Linked DNA regions of Homo sapiens: region 1 is linked to region 2. A link is a loop called in an ENCODE intact Hi-C map of the cell type or tissue named here. Cell type or tissue: PC-9. All regions are shown on one strand. Each heading gives the region's core, and the rest is flanking DNA. Links, peaks and the distances in the headings are about the cores only.

What was found. A loop is a pair of places that touch in the nucleus more often than their neighbours do. Peaks named below come from ENCODE experiments on the same cell type or tissue, not always from the same donor. Only the 100,000 strongest peaks of a DNase experiment are listed, where the experiment ranks them.
Region 1: a loop joins it to region 2, with 2.8 times the contacts of the local background. A loop is called at or near these places in 33 of 110 quality-filtered maps.

What each region holds. Positions count from the first base shown.
Region 1 is chr3:56,919,008-56,927,344 of GRCh38, reverse strand. It overlaps a transcript of ARHGEF3 not described here. Among named protein-coding and RNA genes, the nearest start is that of ARHGEF3-AS1, 17 kb to the left of the region's middle. In PC-9, for the core only: no CTCF peak of the experiment used is centred there; a DNase peak (open chromatin) is centred at 3,304; H3K27ac peaks cover 459 bases.
Region 2 is chr3:56,808,178-56,816,514 of GRCh38, reverse strand. It overlaps a transcript of ARHGEF3 not described here. Among named protein-coding and RNA genes, the nearest start is that of ARHGEF3, 10 kb to the right of the region's middle. In PC-9, for the core only: no CTCF peak of the experiment used is centred there; DNase peaks (open chromatin) are centred at 2,934, 3,234 and 5,064; H3K4me3 peaks cover 394 bases; H3K27ac peaks cover 3,973 bases.

The sequences.
Region 1 (8,337 bases), core at 240-8,239, 110 kb before region 2:
ATGGGGGCTTATTATCCGTCATGTTGCTGCAAAATTACTTGTTTATCTTATAGTCTCTAGGAAACTGCAATTGTTACTTACTATGTGCCAGGCACTATGCTCAATGATACATATTTGACTTATTTGATTCTCACAAGAACTTTTTGCAGTGGGTCCTCTTACTGTTCCCATTTACCAGAGGAGGAAACAGAGGCACAGGGAAGTTAAGTAAATGATCAGGGGTCACGCATTAAGTGACAGCACTGGGATTTGAACCCAGGTTATCTGGCTTAGAACTCCTATTCCTCACTTCTGTGCTAAACTGCCTTCCTTTATTTCTGGTCTGTGTTCTGGTTGCTATGCCCTCACCACCCCGGCTGGCTTGGCATTTCCAGACCTCTGGGGCTGCACACTTAACACAGCATTCCCTGGGGCCTGTTACTAAGTATGAGTCCCTCTCAGCCTCAAAGGGTCATTCTGGGGACTCCTCCCACCCCTCCCGGGGTATTCATCCAACCCAGGAGGCTCTTTGTGGCTCAACCACACACATTCTTTTAAAAAATAAAAATCAGCTTTTCATTTTAATGATGACACAACCCAGAGGTGAGGTTCTTGTTATCACACTGGGGGAATCTGGGTGATTGGAGTTGTAAAATCAAGTAGCTGGGGAATTCCTTGTTTTCTCCATAAATTATCCATGTGAGAGCTCTGTGTAATTTCACATTACAGGAGGGAATGGCTGTGTTTAACTCCTTCTGTTGGAAGGGCAGACTTATTTCACTTCTTACTCAGCCAGGAGAGGGAGTTGGAAAGCATAGAAATGGAACTTCTTGTTATTACAATTCCTGGCTTTCAGCAAATATATTTATGTTTGTGTACTTTAAAAATACATAGGAAAAGCATCTGACTAGTACTGTATTCTATGGCCATGGCCACTGTTCTTGACAAAAAGAATTTCTATCTGGTCATGCAGCTGTTCTGGCTGAGAAACTTGCCCTGGTTCCCCATTTCCTGCAGGGTGGAGTTGGAACTCCTTCCTTGGCTCCAAGCATCTCATCCCTGGCCTTCGCATCCTGTCCCTTCCATAGACCCCTTGACTGTCTCCTCGCCTCCTGAATGAACTTTGCTGTTCCCACTTCTCACCTTTGCGCTGACCCCCCTCTCCTCAGCCTGGCAACTCCTATACATCACTGACAACCAGCTGGAATGGCACTGTCATTGGGGAGACCCTGAGAATGGTCCCTGGCTTCTTCCTCTGCAGCCTAGTGCTTCGAGGCTGTGGGAACCAGCAGGTTGAGCAGTGAGCATTGTGTACAGGTCTGCGTCTCCTCTGGCCTGTGAGCTTCTGAGGTATTTTTGCATGCCTGATGCTTTGAACACAGAGCTGGGCACATTTCTGTTGAACAAAGGAAGCTGGTCTCATCTTTACACATGTCAGTCTGCATTTCTTCCCCAAGAAGGGTTTTTGGGTGATGGGTAGAATACCAGGTGGGAGATTGGACCACCAGCCTCCAGGCTCCATGAGAGCCAGGCTGTCCTGTGGCTTTGGTGCCTGCACTGTGGCCAGTGTGTATTCAGTCACTGCCTGAATGAGTATTGTGGTAAGAACCTGTGCTGCAGGCCTAGACTCCAGTCCTTATTCCATTACTGCCAAGCTTGGCACATTGGACAACTTTTTTTAACCCTTCTGAGCCTCTTTCCTCATCTATAAACTAGGGATAATAAAAGTACTTATCTCATAGGGTGGTCATAGAATTAAATTAGCTTAGCCTACCATCTGACACATAGCAAGCCCCCAGTCAATGGTGGTTCGTATTGTTGTTAATAATGAAGTGGATTGGTTACAGGATGTGATAAGTAGTGGGAAGGAAATCAGTAGGGTATCATGATAGAGAATAACGATGGTGGGGTATAAGGCATGGTCCTATAGACAGCCTGGTCAGGGAAGCCTCCTGTGAGCTGAACTTGAGTGATGACACAGCTGAGTTAAGCAGAAAATGAATTTATTACAGTGTCTAGGGTAGCTCAGAGAATTTCGGAAGGACCAGGGAAACAGGGACAACTCCAAATTATACCACCAAACAGTTATTGTAAAGACACTATTGCTACCACTGCTGGGTAGGTGTAGACGCCATGGCTTGCACCACCAATGCTGGTTGTAGGCTGTGGCTACCCAGTCTACCCTTACTCTGCCTCTGCAAGCTGCCACCACCCTCGCAGAATGGGGTCTGCAGCGGCCCTGCCGCTTTGCATCCCAGCACATGATTGGCTGAGCCTGCTCATGTTCTCATGCTGTGGCTGCAAGGGAGGCTGGGAAGCAAGTGTATGGCACTCTCATCTCCTCTGGTAGAATGTGGGCTCTGGTTCCTGAGTTGGGGAATTCCCCAAAGCTAGCCAGGTAGGGGGTTCAGCTGCAGGAGACTCAAAGGGTGACCCTTATGTCAGAGGCATGTGAACAAGAGCAACTCCATCTTGAATAGGAGCTGGGTAGCATGAGGCTGAGACCTACTGGGCTGCATTCCCAGACAGTTAAGGCATTCTAAGTCACAAGATGAGATAGGAGGTCAGCACAAGATACAGGTCATAAAGACCTTGCTGATAAAACAGGTTGCAGTAAAGAATCTGGCTAAATCCCACCAAAACCAAGATGGCAACGAGAGTGACCTCTGGTCATTCTCACTGCTACACTCCCACCAGTGCCATGACAGTTTACAAACGCCTTGGCAACGTCAGGAAGTTACCCTATATGTTCTATAAAGGGGAGGCATGAATCATCCACCTCTTGTTTAACATATAATCAAGAAATAACTGTAAAAATGGGCAACCGTCTATGGAGTAGCCATTCTTTTATTCCTTTACTTTCCTAATAAACTTGCTTTCACTTTACTCTCTGGACTTGCCCTGAATTCTTTCTTGCATGAGATCCCAGAACCCTATCTTGGGGTCTGGATCAGGACCCCTTTCCTGTAACACAGAGACTCATGGAGTAAGGAACACGTAGTGTCGCTGGGCCTCAGCAGCTTTCATCTAATAGGCAGTGGTGCTTTAAGAAAGGCCTGACTGCTTTCCTCTTAGACAATGATTTTTTTAAAAAGAGTGCTGAATTTGGAAGCAACTAGTTCTCAATGTGATGAGAGGCTAGGAACTATTTTTTACACATCATTTAGTTTGTGCAGGTGTGGGGTAGCATGTTTCTCCCCTGTTTATCACAGACTTGCATTCCTGTTGGAAATGCCCTAGCCATTGTCAATGCTTATAATTGCTTCTTGTTACAGCCACGTGGGGCTTATTGTCCATGATTTTGTTGCAAAGTTTATTGTTTATCTTATACGGTCTCCAGGAAGCTGCATGCGGAAATCTCTCAGCCTTACCAGGAAGTCTGACTTAAAGGGACAGCCTCCAGGGCAGAGCCCTAACTGGGAGGAGGTGCTGAGCTTCCAACCAGGACCAGTTACCTTGGGTGAGAGTTGGAAGCCCTTTCCACCTGTCTCATTTGGTTTGCTATTTTCCAGTGTTTTGGTGATTCCTTTCTGATTCTGAATTAAGGGAGAAAAAGTGGCAATACCAATTCTTCATGTACACATGAACACACCCAAAACATAACAAAACAAAAAACCACTTTCACTGGTGTTTAGGCAGAATGAACACTCTGAGTCATGGGACACACATGCTTTTAAATCTCTTGGTTTCTTGGGGGTATTTTCATAAAAGTCTTGAACTTTCTAGATGGATACAGGGATTTCAGGGAAGTCAGCATTGTAAGATTAAAAAAATAAATATGACTTAAGTTTTAACTATGCTCTCATTTTTTTTCTCTATTGGAAGGAAGAAGGGAAATGGGAAACTGCTAGTTTCTATTACCTTTTTCTTAGATGCCCAGTTGACAGTCAAATCAGGATAGAAAAATCAAACTCTGGATTTCAGATTTGGTACTGCTTTTCAATTTGCTAGGAGGAAAATTTGAACCAGTTTCCATCGTTACACCAAAAAATTTCCTCTTCTGTTTGAAAAAAAATAAATTATTACTGTGCCTTTGTCTTTTAAAAAATATTTTATTATGGAAAAATTAAAACCTATACAAAAATAGAAACAATAGTATGATGGCCCAAAGTTCCCATCATCCATTGTTCTGCTTCTTTTTTTGAGACGGAGTCTTGCTCTGTTGCCCAGGCTGGAGTGGCACGATCTTGGCTCACTGCAACCTCTGCCTCCTGGGTTCAAGTGATTCTCCTGTCCCAGCTTCCCGAGTAGCTGGTATTATAGGCACACGCCACCATGCCCAACTAATTTATATATATATATATATATATATATATATATATATATATATATATATATATTTAGTAGAGATGGGGTTTTGCCATTTTGGCCAAGCTGGTCTTGAACTCCTGACCTCAGCTGATCCTTCCGCCTACGCTTCCCAAAGTGTTGGGATTACAGGCGTGAGCCACTGCACCCAGGCTGTTCTGCTTTTAAATACATATGTCAGTTAGTATCCTACCATCCTCCCTGCAACCTGCTAGGGATAAAGGAGTCATTCCTGTTTTACAGATAAGGAAACTAAAGATCAAGGAAATTAAGAGTGACTTACCAGGTCATTCAACTAGTAAATGGCAGAGCCAAAAATCACAGAGCCCAAATATTAATTTATTGTTAACTATTCCAGCCAGATGGTTTTTCCCAGAAATTATCCCTAAAGAGTTATCTGAAGTCAAAATAATGGTGAGAAACTTTTTAATAAGAATGATTCTTGCTTTTGTTATATATTTTTAACTTGGAAATTCGGTGTGTCAAGCATTGTTTTTTGATCTAGGCAGATTACTTTTAAAAATCCTCCTGAGTATTCATGTAAGTGTCAGAAATACCCCTCCCTCCCACCCCCATATTCAGATTTTCCACTTCCAACCAACTTTGACAGTGCAATGCCAAATAGTAAGTCTCATTTCCAAGTAAGGAAGCCCTTTGGCTGATAGATATCAGCTAATCAGTTTTTAAACTTTTTTTTCTTCCTAAAAATTGTGCAGAGGTCAGTAACCCACAGACAGGAGTTTCACTTTTAACTGACAGTGTAAGGAAGGAGACTTGACAGTTTCTTGAAAAAGCTGCACCCAGGGTGTTTATGTTTCTAAGAAATAAACTGGATGAGCTTATTTGCAAGCGGCCCCTGTGTGCTTCATGCAGAAATTCTTCAGGTGGCCCTTGCTTCTTGTGTTAGTCAAGGAGGCAGAACCGCAGCGGCCAGGCCGGTGGCTGCTTCACAGCATACATCAGCTTTCCTTTTTTTTTTTTGCATTCACTTTTAAAAATAGCTGCCCATGTATCAGTTGCCAAAATAATGTGAGGAATCTGGTTATAAAAGTTCAGATTTGTTTAGAGAGAATAAAGACAGAGCTCAGGCGATTGCTTGTAACAAAACCAGTAAGATAAGCACTCAAGATTAGCCATGACTAGCAATCGTTGAGACTTCCATGTTCCAGCATCATTTATTTTTAGTTCCTGTGTTGAAACCATAGATGAAGACTTTTCTATTTATTCATTCTTGACCTTGAGCAGCCAGGTCTGCTCCCACATTCTTCTCATCATTTTATAATCTTGTTGAGCTGGGATACTAAGCAGGGCTCTCCAAGAGCATCAACATTTTCAAATGTTCACAGTCTCTTGAGTTGAACCACCTTGAGTCCAATAGGCCTTGGCCTGGGAAAGTGTCTGGACACCGCTGCTCCATTTGTCTAGAGTTCATGGTGAAGCAGGCAGAGGAATTGTTCAGGTTTTACTTGGATTAACCACCCTTCCAGCTTTGAGGAGTAGATAAAGACATTCAATAAAAGTGCATGACTGTGAGCAACTCTCAGGCTCTAATTTGATATTCTTTTTATTTCTCACTGGCTTGCTGTGCTTTATGCCTCCCTGATAACCTAGTAACACCCAAATTTTGTTTTTCCTTAGTGTTACCTGAATTTGTTTTTGAATTTTTGTTTTTCCTTAGTCTTACCTAAATTTGACAACAGTCTTAGAAACCTAAGATCTGAGAACTAATAATCTTATGATGTTGGAACCTTGGGTAAGCCAGTGTGCAATATATTATTTTAATTTGGTCACGGCTACCATCCCATTTGAGATTTTTTCCAACCTTTTTTTTTTTGGTCTTTTTTTTTTTCTTTTTATGGAGAATAGGGTCTCACCATGTTGTCCAGGCAGGTCTTGAACTCCCGGGCTCAAGCCATCCTCATGTCTCTGCCTCCCTAACCACTGGGATTACAGGTGTGAGCCACTGCACTGGCCCATGAGTTTTTTTTTTTTTTTTTTTTTTTGAGATGGAGTCTCGCTCTGTCACCCAGGCTGGAGTGCAGTGGTGCAATCTCGGCTCACTGCAAGCTCCGCCTCCCAGGTTCACATCATTCTCCTGCCTCAGCCTCCTGAGTAGCTGGGACTACAGGTGCCCGCCACCACGCCTGGCTAATTTTTTTTTGTATTTTTAGTAGAGACAGGGTTTCACCACGTTAGCCAGGATGATCTTGATCTCCTGACCTCGTGATCTGCCCGCCTCGGCCTCCCAAAGTGCTGGGATTACAGGCATGAGCCATCGTGCCCGGCCTTGGCCATGAGATTTTTTTACTACCTATTTTTAAATTCAGTTTGTGGAATTTTAAAATTTGAAGTATCAAATGGGGTATGTTTAAAGACCTTGAAATTCCCTTTCCAACTGTAAGATTTTGTGACATTTCTGGCTTGTTAAGTACAAATAAGAAAGACATTAAGGAACCAGGATAAAGTTCAAATGGAAAGAATCATCGTTGCTTGCCAACTTTTAATGAAGAAGTAATTCTGCTAAAATCTAAATATTTTATTTTATGTAAATGAAATTCTCACAACCCTGACGAGTATGTTCCTTATAATATCTTTGGTAAGGAAATTGCTTGGAACTTCTCAACAGAAAATACCCTCAGATATATCGAACAAGAACACAGGAAACATGGTTCTGGTTCTAGTGATACCATGACACTTTTGGTGACACCTTAGTTAGGTCCCAGTTTTGGTGCTAATCTCTTTAGAGCCCAACAAGAGGGGTTGTTACCAGTTTGGTTATTTAACCAGCTGTGGGAAAACAGGGTTCATCTTTGCATCGTAGGCACCCTATAGGTAGTTTCCTGTGTATAAATATATGATTCAACTCTATATACTGAAAGAAAAATACCATACCCTGAAAACCTATGCCCCCAGAATTTTGTAGGTTTTTTTCCCCCTTTTAACATTTCTCTCCAATCTATGTAGAATTTATGTTGGATGAGTATGAAGAAGGGCTTTAAAATGAGGCTTTTCATTCCAAGAGGCAAGTGAATTGTCCCATTGTTAGCGATCCTTCTCTAGTGGTTTGTGCTCTAATATGTCAGATTCTTGAATATCCCAGAGCAGGTTTCTCGCTGTGTCTTCTGAGGGCTGTATGCTTGTAGCAGGAGCTCTGAAGTAAGCTTGCTAGGCCCCACTCCTGACCAACCTCACCACCTCTAGGCCACGTGCCATGGGTAGGCGTACACCACCTTTTTGAGTCTCAGTTTTTTTAAATCTGCAAAAAGAAAGATAATAATAAGGCCTACTTTGGGACTGTTGTGAGGATCACGTGGGAAAATACATGGTAAGTGCTCATATTAAAACATAAAAAATCCTTAGTCGCTGTGGTTTCAGTAATTGTGGCTGTATGATATGTTAATATCCACACACAGGTGCACTTTCATCATGAGTTATCAACATTGGCAGAGGTAAGAGGAATGGACAATGAGAAGTGACATTTCAAGTGTATCTTTCGTATTTGCTAAATGTCCACAGGGCAGGTGGCTAAATGAGTTAATTTCCTTCCATACCATAGCATGCTCTGCAGTAAGAGGTCAAAAATGTGCGTGACAGGGAAAGATGCCCTGGATGTTAAATGAAAAAAGAAGCAAGTGGTAGAACAATGTTATCATTCTATTTTTGAAAAAAATAAGATGTTACACCCAGCAACTCGTGTTTTTAGACAGAAGGAAATGTCTGGAAGGATTACCACCAGAGGGTGCAAACTGGTGGCCCCTGGGCCAAATGTAGCCAGCAACTGTGTTATGTGGCCCATACAGTACTTCTTATGGTGATGAATAGTTGCCAGCATTTACAAATTGAGAGATTTTACATAAAACCCTGAATTTCAGGCTTCTATTGAAAAAATTAGAATGTCTGCTCACCCTGGATGATTAACCCCTTAGGAACCCGAAAAGCTGGAACTGACCTAAGACAAAAACTCTCAGTGGTGCCCCAGTGCCCACCTGGCCTTTTCTTTCAGGTACCTGACCCCTGCTCCTAAATCCTTTTGGGTTTATGAACCTCTGT
Region 2 (8,337 bases), core at 295-8,294:
TTCATGATTCTTTTGGAGCGTACAATCTAGTAGGGGAAACAGATGCTAGAGAATAATGAAGATTATGATTTATTAAGTAATTCTAGTGCTATTTGTTATTTATGGGGCACTATTTAGAAGTTGCTGCAAGGTATCTTTGTTTTTAGTTCTAATTCTTATAAATGGACAACATTAATGTAAGTAAGTATTTTGGGTAAGAAGTTTGGCCAGGGTTGCACAGAACCCTCAGCTTTGAGAAGCCTGTGGTTTAGCATCTCATGCCAGCAACCATCTAGATGTGTATTTTTGTTTTGTTTTTTAGAGACAGAGTCTTGCTCTGTCACTCAGGCTGGAGTGTAGTGGTACAATCATAGCTCACTGTAACCTCCAACTCCTGGGCTCAAGCCATCCTCTTGCCTCAGCTTCTAAAGTAGTTAGGACTATAGGAATGCACCATCATGCCCTCCTAAATTTTTACATTTTGTGTACAGACAGGATCTCACTATGTTGGTCAGCCTGGTCTTGAGTTTCTGGCCTCAAGTGATCCTCTTGCCTCAGCTTCCCAAAGTACTGGGATTATAGACATCAGCCACCAAGCCCAGTCAGTCATCTGTGTTATATCCAGAACAGAATTAGGTATGGCCCTACCACTTAGATGCAAGCAGCCCACCCTTGAAGGGCAGAAGGGAAGCTGTGACTGGGCAGAATCCACAAGGCAGCAAGACTTGGTCCACTGAAGGAACAGATAGCTCTCATAGTCATAACAGGCCTGTAGGAAGAAGACAGTGTAGGAACCAAATGCTGTTGTAAAGATAACACAGGCACTATGTAACCGAGTACCTATTTTTAAGTGACAGTGGTATATTTTAGGCCAGTTCTATCCCATTTGTAGTCTGTCTCCATTTTCCCTCAGTAATTCTTTTCTCATAGTTGATCTTTCCTCTGTTTCAACCTCTTGTTTGCTTTGCCATTTGATATTAAAAGAATCTATATGCATATGCATTTCTTGACAAATGAGTACATTGAGCTTAATTTTCTGATGAGCCTTCATAAAATATTACCATGCTGAACCAACCCAAAATGTGGGCTGCCTATACCAAACATGCTAATTTTAGACAGGGTGCTTTCATCAGTACATAAGATATGAATTTTTATTTGAAAGCTTTCCTGAAATTAAATAGCATAAAATCAAGATAATACTCCATATACACTTCAGTCTTTGCTGTTTAATAGAATCACAGAAGCATACACATTTATGTTTAAATCACCTTGTTATATGGTTCAAGAATCTATGTCTCAGAGAGATCACTTGACTTGCCCAAGACCACAGACTTAATGGTAGGGCCAGATTGTATACCATGTCTTCTTTTTTTTTTTTTTTTAATTTTTTTAGAGGTGGGGTCTCGCTCTGTTGCCCAAGCTGGAATGCAGTGGCACGATCATAGCTCACTGCAGCCTCAAACTCTTAGGCTCAAGCAATCACCCTGCCTCAGCCTCCTGAGTAGCTGTCACCATAGGCATATGCCACTGTGCCTGGCTAATTGTTATAATAATAATTGTTATTATTATTGTAGAGATGAGGTCTTACTTTGTGGCCCAGGCTAGTCTCAGACTCCTGGGCTCTAGTGATCCTCCCACCTTGGCCTCCCAAAGTGTTGGGATTATAGGTGTAAGCCACTGCACCTGGCCCATGTCTTCTAATTTAGGTCAGTTCACTCTTCACTCTGCTGCTTCTTTTATATATGTGCAACAGTCATATCCTTTTTTGAAATTATAAGATTAAATCAAAGAATTAATGTCTTTGGAAGCAAGGAGTGTTGGAAAAGTTCTCCAAATTCCACCTTTTTTCCTTAATTCATTTAAAAAAAAAGGGAGAAGGATGATTTATTTACCGGAAGGGTTAATAATAGCATGACGTGCTAACTGTATGCTTAGAAATCTGACATACATATTATCTTATTGGATTATTCATGTGTTTTTAACTCATTAAAACCTTGAAACTCTCATATCCCCATTTTATAGATGCTTAAACTGATGTTTGTCATCATTAAGTAAACTGTCCAAAGTCATATAGTTGGCAAGTGAAAACTTGGTATTTGAACCCAGGCTTCTCATTCTAAAGCAGAGGTGTCCAATCTTTTGGCTTCCGTGGGCCACAGTGGAAGAAGAATTGTCTTGGGCCACACATAAAATACACTAACACTAACAATAGCTGATGAGCTTAAAAAAAATCGCAAAAAAAAGTCTCATAACGTTTTACGAAAGTTTACAAATTTATGTTGGGCCACATTCAAAGCCATCCTGGGATGCATGCAGCCTGTGGGCCATGGGTTGGAAAAGCTTGTTCTAGAGCTTGTATTCTATGTTCTTCCAGAAAGAAGGACAGAGTGTTGAGTATTCCACAAAGAAAATTTTGCTGTAAAGGCAGAGTGGGAGGGAAATATCTTATTCTTTTTCAGTTTACTAGCTCTTCACTTTATAATTTAACCTTCCATATTAAAAGCTTCTCTAGGAAGTGAGAATTAATTTGGGGGAAGGAAGCCTCAATTATTCCTGCTTCCAGCTGGTACAGATGCTTGGCCACTTCAGGACAGGTAGGAGGGAGAATGTTGGCATCTGTCTACTGAGCTCAGAAACTGGAGAAGCATCTAAATTCAGGAATGATGCCAGGTGGGGTGGGGGTGTGGGAGGGAGGAAAAGGATGTGGTGTTTGGGGCCCATAACTCAGGAAACGTGATGGCACCTAATTTCAGAGTGGCATGAGGCAAGCATTTAGGAAAAGAATAGTGAACTATTGTTACAGGTTTTTTTTAAATGGGTGGGTTGTTTTTATAAAGTTTTATGAACAGGAAACTGAAGCAAAATGCTGATCCTTTTAGTTTTTGAGCTCTGCCAGCATCATTTTTATATTTATTTTTGAATTTTGATGACAGGCACTTCCTTTAACACTTCTGGGAGTAAAGTGTAACAAGATACCCCAAACTGCATTTCATAACAGCAGAATCCAAATGAAGAGTTGTAGTTTCAGATCTTTTCGATAACACGGTGAGACAGAACTGGATCCCTCCCCAGCCAGGGGAGAAAGAGAACTCTTTCAGTAACTGAGGCAGTCTGCAGAATTTTTTCCCTTTCAAAACATTCTAGAAAATTTGCCTAACATGTGGAAAACCTCTAACATGCATTAAAATGGGATAGACTGTGGCAAAGAAAATACAGATCAAATTCTCCTCCTCCCATGAATCATAAAAACCCAGCCTTCCCAGCTATTGTTTCTCCTGGAAGATGACTTCATCTTAAAGAAAGTGGTTCTATCTGTTGTGTGTTTTGGATGCACTAAACCAATGTTTCAGGCATCTGGCTGCCAACTTTGGAGATGTTAAAAGCCTGTTTTGTTCCTGCAGGGCACTCTTTCATTGCCTACCTTATAAAAGTTATGTCTTATTGCATTTTCCTGGCACCAGAGCAATCCTTGTACCTACCCATTGCATTTGGTTTTTCTGAGCCTGCAGGCAGCACTGGGTTATTAAAGTTCAAGGAGGAATCCACATGATGTTGGCTTTACAATTTTAATTCTCTCTTACCTTCTTTCCTCCCTACCTCCCACTCAATGACAGATGAGCTTTGTTCACCATGTATTGTCTCTAAACCAGAATGAGCTCTCAAAATTATCTCTTGTAAGGCTCTAGGAGGGGAGAACATGACTCCCCTTTGGTGGAGCAGCTAGCAGAGAAGTTTCCTTCTTCCTTTGGCTTCTTTGAATAAAAAGTTCTTGAGTCTATAATTTATCATCAGCCTTGAACTTCAGATAAGCACCATGTTTAATCTTGCAGAAACATCAGGCAAAATCTGCCCCCTCCCTTAAAAGTCAGCCCCTTGGGGCCCACCTCAAGAAAACAGAGTTTTGATACAAATGGCATTAGGTGTGAGCATGGCAAGTTAAGAGGAAAAAAACATTTTTGTAGAGTTTAACCTGGAATCAAAAACCTAGAGAAGGGAATGAAAGAAATAACCTTTAAAGGGAAGGAAAAGGGCAGATGAGCATGTTGCACAGTGTCTTTGAAAATAAGCTATTTGATGTCCCTTTGTCACTAGTTTCAGCCTTCCTGGCAAGTCCACCTTGTTCAGGAATTAGTGTGTAAACAGCTGGAAGGAACTGAAAGCTCTATCATATCTGAGAGGCCCCCACAGTCTAACACTGTAGGAGCCGTTTCTCAAAGTGGTTTGGACTCTTCAAGAAGCTAAACATTAAAATTAGGGGCCTATTTGAATTACCTTTCAAAATTTCAAACAGCCCACTATAGTATTCTGCATATTATTTTTTGGTCCCATCTCAGAAGTTTTAAATATGGTGTATTCCTCCTTGCAAAAATCTTCTCTGGATTTGCTTCCTCCGTGACGTGTTCTTTGATTAGCCCCATTTCAATTTAATTTTCATTTCAACAAATATGAGCTGAGAGTCTGCTATGTGCCAGCGTAATAGGAGGAGCTGGGGCTACTGTGATGAGCAAGATAGATATGGTCCCTGTCCCCTTGTAGCTTGCAGCCAGGCAGTGGAGACAGACATAAAATCAGTCAATATGAGCAGGCTGACTACTGGGGAAGAAGAGGTACTTGGCACCTTGAGGGCACAAAACAAGGATTACCCTTGCCTGGGGGTCACAGACAACCTTGAATGAGAGGAATTAGCTAGGCACAGCTATCAGTTGGTTGTACTTATTAATGCTAGAGTTGAAGAATCAAATGATAGTGCAATGATAAAATCTGGGGAACTAGTGACTAAGTGCTTCTGTTCAGTCCTCTATTGCCAAGGCTTTTGGTTTAATCAGAATTGTGGGCACATGCGAACTATGTTTGCTGAGCTTGGTTTTGGCTCTGAGATGGAAAAAAAATCAAGTAAAGCAGAAACTGTCTTAATTCAGCTCCCACTTAACCAAAGCATTCAGTTAACCCACACCAACTAGCCCCTTTGTGAAGCGTGTCTAATACCCACAGCACACAGAACACTTTCAGCTAATATGCTGCTTCTAGCATACGCCAGCCAGTTTCCACTCCCACCAGATGAGACACATATTTGCCAGGAGTCCCCGAACCTGTTTCTACTAGTTGAACTTGTTCTGTAATTAAAGTCTTCTGCCCATGCCCCCACCCCCACCATCTGCCCCAGCCCCAGCCCTAGGTCTTTTTTCAAGTAAACATCTCAAGCCAAGTGCCCTCCTCCCATTCTCTGCTCTACAGCTAATTTTTTAAAAACGTAAATGCTGTCATGCCCTCTGGCTATGAAGATAAGCATGTTTTAAATTGGAACCTTGGATACCAGATTGTAAATCAAGTCCCAAGAGCCAGAACACATCTCCTAGTGGGTGGCTTACTTGGTAGTTTACTCGGAGTATAGATTTGTCAATTTTTCATCATATCCTTGAGGCACCCATCTGTATATAGCATGGTGTGGCACACAGTAGTTCCTCAGTGCACGTTTGTTTGGATGAACAAATTAAGAGGCTCCTTATTCCCATTCTGGGTTTTGATGCTACAGCCATTGGGCTAATTACCCCCTGTGCACCTCAGGACTGAAGATTTGTGGTCAGAGCATTTCTAGCCTGTGGCTGGGGGATCATTATTGGGCTTGCTGATCATTCTGATTCATAACACTATGTATGTTACTCGAACAGTGCTTTTTGAGGGTATTTTACAGATTTCTGGGTCTGCTGCCAAAGATTCCAATTCATTGGACCCAAAGTGGGCCTTAGGGATATATATGGATTTGATAAGCTTCTTAGTCAATTTCACAGCAGGTGGTCTCTGGGAGTGTCCCTGACTCCTCAGAAGTCATTTCTCTATAAATGTATGGGTTTTCAAATTCAGGCCAGATGATATGAATACTGCCATATTTTGTTATTTTACACATTTTCCTCCACATGTTAACTTCTCTTGAATTGCCAAGGGTCTTACAATTGATCATATAATTTAATTGACAATATTTTTCTTTTCTTTTCTTTTCTTTTTGTTTTTGAGACTCAGTCTCTCTCTGTCACCCAGGCCGGAGTGCAGTGGTATAGTCTCAAGCTCACTGCAACCTCTGCTTCCTGGGTTCAAGCCTCCCGAGTAGCTGGGACTACAGATGTGTGCCACCATGCCAGTTACTTTGTCTATTTTTTGTAGCGACAGGGTTTCAGCATGTTGCCCAGGCTGGTCTCCAACTCCTGGGCTCAAATGATCTGCCCGCCTCAGCTTCCCAAAGTGCTGAGATGACAGGGGTAAGCCACCACACCCAGCCTATTTTAGAGAGTACATAAAATAATAGCACATATTACAGTCTTAGGTTCGACAAAATACGGTACTTTGATTACTGAGTTTGTAGTTGATGGAGGAGAAAACACCTCTAATATCCAAAGCTGGAATGTATACATTTTAGGTTCTAATTTCTCTGAATAATGGTTACTATACGAAACCCACATAAAGGAATACCTTAGTTGTAGTCTGAGGGGAATAAATAACTAAATAAATATATGGCCAGGCACGGTGGCTGACGTCTGTAATCCCTTTGGGAGGTCGAGGCAGGTGGATGACATGAGGCCAGGAGTTCGAGACCAGCCTGACCCACATGGTGAAACCCAGTCTTTCCTAAAAATACAAAAATTAGCCAGGCATGGTGGTGCACATCTGTAATCCCAGCTACTCAGGAGTCTGAGGCAGGAGAATCGCTTGAACCTGGGAGGTGGAGGTTGCACTGAACCGAGATTGCACCACTGCACTCCAGCCTGGGTGACAAAGTGAGACTCTGTCACAAAGGAAAAAAAAAAAGTAAAGTAAAAAATATTTTAAAAATTAAATATAACATATTTATTGAATCCTTAACCCCCAAATATGAAATACTCTCAAAGGCAGACTCTCCAGAAAATTCAAAGACACTCTAGTAGTACACAGAAAATGTTTTATTACTTCTGTGGGCAGAACAAGCCTGCTGATAGTTATAAGTTCAAATTGGAGAAGGTCAGGTTTCTTACTGCAAAATCTTCAGTGAGACAGGTTTTTGTTTATACAAACTGTGCATCCAGAAACACCATATATCAAGAAAATAGTAAATTAAACCCCTTAGGGTTTTCATTTAATCACTGAGTTTGCATTTCTGCCCCCCAAAACAAATATAGTGGCAAAGGTTGTCCTGGGGAAGAATAAGACTTGAAAAAAATTCCCTCTTCCCTGGTTTCTTCTTTATTATATTTCATTGAAATTTTAATTTTCACTGGTGTTTTAAAGTATATTTGTGTACCTGAAGCAGTTTAAGACAGTTTTCTGTCCCCTCACTCCCTTACTCCTATATTCCTCTTTATTCTTTTGTCTGTCTTGTGTTTTATGGAATTTGTTATTCAGCCAACGGTCAGGTTTGGGCATCAGGGAAGACTTGATTCATTGCCCTGTTCTGGGGTTTCTTGGCACTCAAGCATTTCTTCTTTGCCCCACCAAGCCTAAGCTGATATTTGATACTAATCAATGATCAAAGTCTGAAGTGAAAATACCTTGAGGTCAATACCCACAGATTCCCTTGGCTCCAATACCATATTTCAGGACCACTCTCTCTTTACCACAGCGTTTCTCAATAGTGGCACTATTGGCATTTTGGACCTGCTAATTCTTTGTTATGGGAAGCTGTTCTGTGTATCATAAGTGTTAACAGCATCCCTGGCCTTTACCTATTAGATGCCAATGGCACCCTGGCCTTGTCCACTGACAATCAATCAAAAATACATCCAGACAGTGCCAAATATCTGCTGGGAGGTAAAATCACCATTGGTTGAGAAGTATTGCTCTTATGAACCAGAGGCTAGCAAATGTTTATGATGTTTCAGGGCAAAACACTTCAATATTATTATTTTTTTGAAAAAACAAAAAAATTTGCTAATTTCATAGCTAATTTTTTATTTTTATTTTAATTAATTAATTATTTTGAGACAGGTTCTCACTCTGTTGCCTAGGCTGGAGTGCACTGGCATGATTATGGCTCACTGCAACCTCGACCTCCTGAGCTCAAGGGATCCTCCCACCTCAGCCTCCTAAGTAGCTGGGACCATAGGCACATGCTACTACGCCCAGCTACTTTTCGGATATTTCTTTTTTTGTAGAGATGGGGATCTCATTATGTTGTTCAGGCTGGTCTCGAACGCCTGCGCTCAAGCAATCCTCCTGCTTCGTCATCCCAAAGTGCTGGGATTACAGGCGTGAGCCACTGTGACTGGCTAATTTATTATTACTATTTTTTTTGCTTTATAGCTGATAATCCACAGGATTAGCTCAGCTGGGAGAGAGAGATACTCTCCTTTAACCAGTTTTTCAGAAAATGAGACCTTAAAGAAAATGCAA